Linked DNA regions of Mus musculus: region 2 is linked to region 1. The links are chromatin loops, found by intact Hi-C in ENCODE. Cell type or tissue: left cerebral cortex. All regions are shown on one strand.

Evidence for each region. Peaks named below come from ENCODE experiments on the same cell type or tissue, not always from the same donor. Only the 100,000 strongest peaks of a DNase experiment are listed, where the experiment ranks them.
Region 2: a loop joins it to region 1, with 2.5 times the contacts of the local background. A loop is called at or near these places in 2 of 42 quality-filtered maps.

What each region holds. Positions count from the first base shown.
Region 1 is chr12:85,744,854-85,747,353 of GRCm38, reverse strand. Flvcr2 (feline leukemia virus subgroup C cellular receptor 2) reads right to left here and starts at 815. Exons shown (of 10, transcript NM_145447.2): 1 at 1-815. The coding sequence starts at 502. In left cerebral cortex, CTCF peaks have their summits at 607 and 1,456; a DNase peak (open chromatin) is centred at 1,442; H3K4me3 peaks cover 1,417 bases; H3K27ac peaks cover 782 bases.
Region 2 is chr12:85,798,709-85,801,208 of GRCm38, reverse strand. All of the region lies in intron 5 of Flvcr2 (feline leukemia virus subgroup C cellular receptor 2), which reads right to left. Among named protein-coding and RNA genes, the nearest start is that of Erg28, 25 kb to the left of the region's middle. In left cerebral cortex, no CTCF peak of the experiment used is centred here; a DNase peak (open chromatin) is centred at 972.

The DNA of each region.
Region 1 (2,500 bases):
GCATCCAGGCCACGGGCAGGAGCAGAGGGATGTAGGTCAGCATGTAGCACATGGACAGCCAATCAATGGCAAAGGCACTGACACCGTAGAAGTTCATGAAGATGTTATTGATGGAGCCGTACTGAATCCACTGGAAGGCATTGCACAAGGAGTAGCAACTGAACACCAGGACCACGACCCAACGACGCTTGCTCACCTTGATCACGCTGTCTTCTCTAACCAAGCTACTATGATGGGTCAAACCGCTGGGTTGAGCCAAGGTACTGGGGAGTGCTGAACTGCTGGGACGGACAGAGACGCTGGGGTCGATGGAGACACTAGGATGGATGGAGACACTGGGGTGGCCTGAGACGCTGGGGTGGCCTGAGACGCTGGGGTGGCCTGAGACGCTGGGATGGATGGAGCCGCTGGGCTGGGTGGAGTAGCTGGTGTCCATCTGGAATTCCGACTCTGGCGCAGGTCTGTCATTGCTCTCCTCCTGGTTGAGACTTTCATTCACCATGACCACAACGAGCTCCTGAATCCCAGGCACGTACTGACTCCTACAGTCTTATGGGTCAGCAGCCTTTTGCCTGTCCCCCTAGAGCTGAGGCAACACTTCTCCGGGAGCGCACCTCTGTTAGCGGAGAAATCGAGATCTCAGGTTCCTACGATCACTCCCTAGCAAACTGTTGTCCCCCAAGTTGGCCGCAGACGCCTTGCCACGCGTTCCAGGCTGTCCAGATGAAGCGTTGACCGTCCTGGAAAAAGTTTGACTCCTGAACAGCGAACTGTGGCAGGGCGAGCTCGGTTTGCTCCCGGGCAGGCTGGGGCCTCGCCCCCTCGGGCGCACGTGACCGCCCCGCCCCCCGGCCTGCCCGGCTCCCCACGCCCCTCAACCCCTCCCACCCAGGATCCCCTGCCTCCTTGAGCGGGGCTCGCAAGGCGCCGCTCTTGTTTCGCCATAGGTTGGGGTGTACATTCCTCTCCGACGTCCCCGGTGTCATGGAAACCGCCCGGTTAGCCCCCACCCCTACACTTTCCCTAAATTCACTTGTCCCCCCCACTCCCAGAGGTCTTCGTTGGTAAATGAGGACTTCGCCTCACGCCCTTCCGAGGTCAGAGTCTTCTCGGGGCCAGCGGGCGTGCACCGAGGCTCGGAGTCCCTAAACTGCTCAGGGGGATCCGAGAGAGATCCCTACCTTCCTCTCTTTTGCTGGGCTCTCCAGGTGACAGTTCAGTGTGCCTGGTGAAAGGAATGCTTGCTTTTCTCAGAGACCTCCCAGCCGACAAAGACTTATTTTGGTGAACTCGTATATGAACTTGTTTAGTGTCTGACGGGTCCCTGAGGTCTCCCACTAGGGAACCCCGCGAGCCAAGCATAGCCTGGAGGGAAAGTTGTGGAACCAAGTCTCTGCGCAGGCTCTGGGAGTGAGGCAACGAAGTGACTCATACAGCCTCGTAGCCCTCCGCTGCCACCTACCGATCCCCTGAGCGTCACCTCTTAGCCTGGAAGCAAGGCTTTCAGAGAAGGAATGCTGGCTTGCGCTGGTCCCTACAACTCCATGGGTTCACAGTGATAAAGAACCCAAAATTTAGGTTGGATTCCGGTTTAGCGACTTAGGCGTGTAACAATAGGTCACTGAACACCACTTCTGAGCTCCCGTTTCTTTTGCAAAATGTAGATGGTGAAATAATGGCCCTTAGAAAAATCCAGCCAGGCGTGGTGGCACACACCTTTAATCCCAGCACTCGGGAGGCAGAGGCAGGTGGATTTCTGAGTTCGAGGCCAGCCTGGTCTACAGAGTGAGTTCCAGGACAGCCAGGGCTATACAGAGAAACCCTGTCTCGAAAAAAAAAAAAAAAAAAAAAAGAAAAATCCCTGGCTGATAATTCGTTCAACAAATGTTTCCTATCCTGCCAAAAGGCTAGCATTTGTTGCCACGGGGTAAATGTGCTTCATGGGTGAGCATGCCGGGCATTCTATAATGTAGTTACTATTGCTTGCCCTGGGTGTGTGTGTCTGTATGTGTGCATGTGTATGGTGTATGTGCAGGCACTCAAGGCTTTGAAAACATCGAGCTGTAAGCTCTCGGCCTTCTTGCCTCGTGCTATAGACAAGAAAACAAGCCTTTTAGAACTCAGTTAACTAAGGTCCCAGCTGGCCTGAAAAGTCATACTTCCCATCATTCAAGCTACCACACAGTTACATAAGAGCAGTCTGAGCTGCAGCCTGGGTGGCTCCTGGAAACCTGGTGGTGTTTTTGTTTTGCCTTTTTTGTCTGTTTTGGCTTGGTCTTTTTGAGACAGGGTTGCTCAGGGTAACCTTGAATTCCACACCCTCTCAATCCTAAATGGTGAGTTTACAGGTGTATATCACCATGCCCGCCCCCCTGCCAAGCTTGTTTCAAGGGAAGATTCCCAGATCCCCAGGTTCAGCCCAGAACTCCTGAATTAGAACATTTGAACAGAATCTCCAGGTGATTCATGTGTGTTCACACGTTGAATCTTGAGGGACACT
Region 2 (2,500 bases), 54 kb before region 1:
ATGCTTTTAATCCCAGCACTCAGGAGGCAGAGGCAGGTGGATTTCTCAGTTTGAGTCCAGCCTGATCTATAGAGCAAGTTCTGGGACAGCCAGGGCCACACAGAGAAACCTTCTCTCAAACAGTCAGTAGCTGAATCAATGCAGAAGGTAGGCTCTGAACCCAAGCTTTGAAAGATCAGTGGTATCTCAAGCTACACATCAGGAGAGTAGTAATTTACTATGCAGTTGCAGTTTGCAAAGAGGTCAGAACCATAGCCTCCAGCAGATGCAACTCTGTTCTGGTTTTGAGAATAAGAGGCCTCCATCCTTCACCCCATTCACTCCCTCGATTTCCATCACCCCGTAAAAAGCATACTCAGGAATGTGAGTCACTCTCAGTAATTCTACAAACTCACTAGAGAGAAACAAACAAACAAAACAAAACAAAAAATTCATTGTGCTGTGTTTGTTAAACGACAACTCTACCTTCATACAGTGGCTACTTAAAACAAACAAAAACAAAACAAAACAACAACAACAACAAAAACCTATTCCTAGTCCCAGCCTGAGATAGACTTCAATTCCCAGGTTCCGACCTCCAACCCAAAGTAAACAAATCCAGGAGCTTGGGGAGGAAGAGGATGATTGGCAGCTGGTCACTTGTACTAAACAGAGTCTTCCTAGGCCTCTACTATATTTTCTAATTCATCTAAATAAATCATCTGGCTGCCCACGACCCAGCCAGGCCAACATTCCAGTCCCTCCCTTCTCCTGCTGCAGGGCAGGCCCTGGAAGAAGGGACACTTCTGTCCTCTTGACGGGGGTGGCCAGCCTTCAGTGCTTTTGTATCCGGCCGAAACAAGCAACTAACAGATGCCGAGAGGAGAAGGCAGCCAGGCTTCACCAGCAGTAATTAAGCCGAGCCAGGCTCCTCATCATTCGTGAGCCTGGCAGCCACATCCCTGGGAGTGGCCTCAGCTGGCCTTTGACTAGGCCAACCAAAGTGAGACTTGGCCTGCCCAGAGGCTTACAGAAGTGGGTTTGTGTGGCAGAGAACAGGTCGACCACTGTCTTTTGCCTCTAGACACTGGAAACTTTGGAGGCTTCGACAAATCGGCCTGGAAAGCTGCCCACCCCAGTGCAGCACCATCCTGGTAGCTGACCCACAGCTAGTGTTAACTGAACACCCTCTGCATGAGGGGCCACACAGAGTCACAACCAGAAGGGAAGGGCATGACTGGCAGTGTAGGCCATTTTTTGCCTAGCATACACAGGTCCTGAGTTCGATTCTGAACACATGGGTGTAAGTTAGAAATAGGTTGGGGGACTTATCCTCTGGTTTCCTGTCCTCTGGAGAGTTCCTTCAAGGCTGGCTGATGAACAGATGCCCAGCAAATGCCAAAGTCTCCCCATCTGCATCCCCAAGCTGAGATTACAAGCACTTGCCACCATGCCTGTATCCCTGCTGAAAGGACCCTGATATAGCTGTCTCTTATGAGGCAATGCCAGTGCCTGGCAAATACAGAAGTGGATGCTCATAGTCATCTATTGGATGGAACACAGGGTCCCTAATGGAGGAGCTAGAGAAAGTACCCAAGGAGCTGAAGGGGTCTGCAACCCTATAGGTGGAACAACAATATGAACAAACCAGTACCCCCAGAGCTCGTGTCTCTAGCTGCATATGTAGCAGAAGATGGCCTAGTCGGCCATCATTGGGAAGAGAGGCCCCTTGGTCTTGCAAATTTAATATGCCCCGGTACACGGGAACGGCAGAGCCAAGAAGTGGGAGTGGGTGGGTAGGGGAGCAGGGTAGGGAGAGGGTATAGGGGGACTTATGGGATAGCATTTGAAATGTAAATGAAGAAAATATCTAATAAAAAATTGAAAAAAAGAAGTGTATCCCAGGAATCAAACTTAGGTTCTCGCGCTTACAGAGCTAGCGCTTCTCATTTGAGCTGTCTCTCCAATCCTGACTCGCATTTTACAAAGCAGACCCTTCTACTTCATTGGCATCTGAAAAGTGGGATGTCAGGATTTTGTATTTATAGGCCAGGATTAGGTTGGCATATACTAAAATCTTTTATGATCACTCTGGGCTGTTAGAAGTATACTGGATAATTGGGCCTAAGGCATAGGATATTTGCAAACAAGATAAAAAAAAAAACCAATTGCAAGATTTAAATGCACTGCAAATTGAACTAAGACACAGAGAGCCCAGTTATTCCAGAGCAGCCAAGGTCAGGGAAATCGCCTGCTCATTGCTCTTTGGGGGTTCCCCTCAAACTTTCCAACTGCTGAGATCTCCGCACCCCCTGCCCCTAACACACATTCTGTTTTCATTTCTCCGTCCTCTTTTCTTTCCACAAGGCTTTTGGATAGGGATGAAGACTAAGCCAACCTCTGTGTCCACTATTCTGAGTCCTCCCAGGATCCCACAGAGTGAGTAGAGTTCCATCCACTTTGTGAATGAGGAATCCCAGGCTCAGAGAAAGTAAGTCAAAACTGCCTATTTGACCAATTT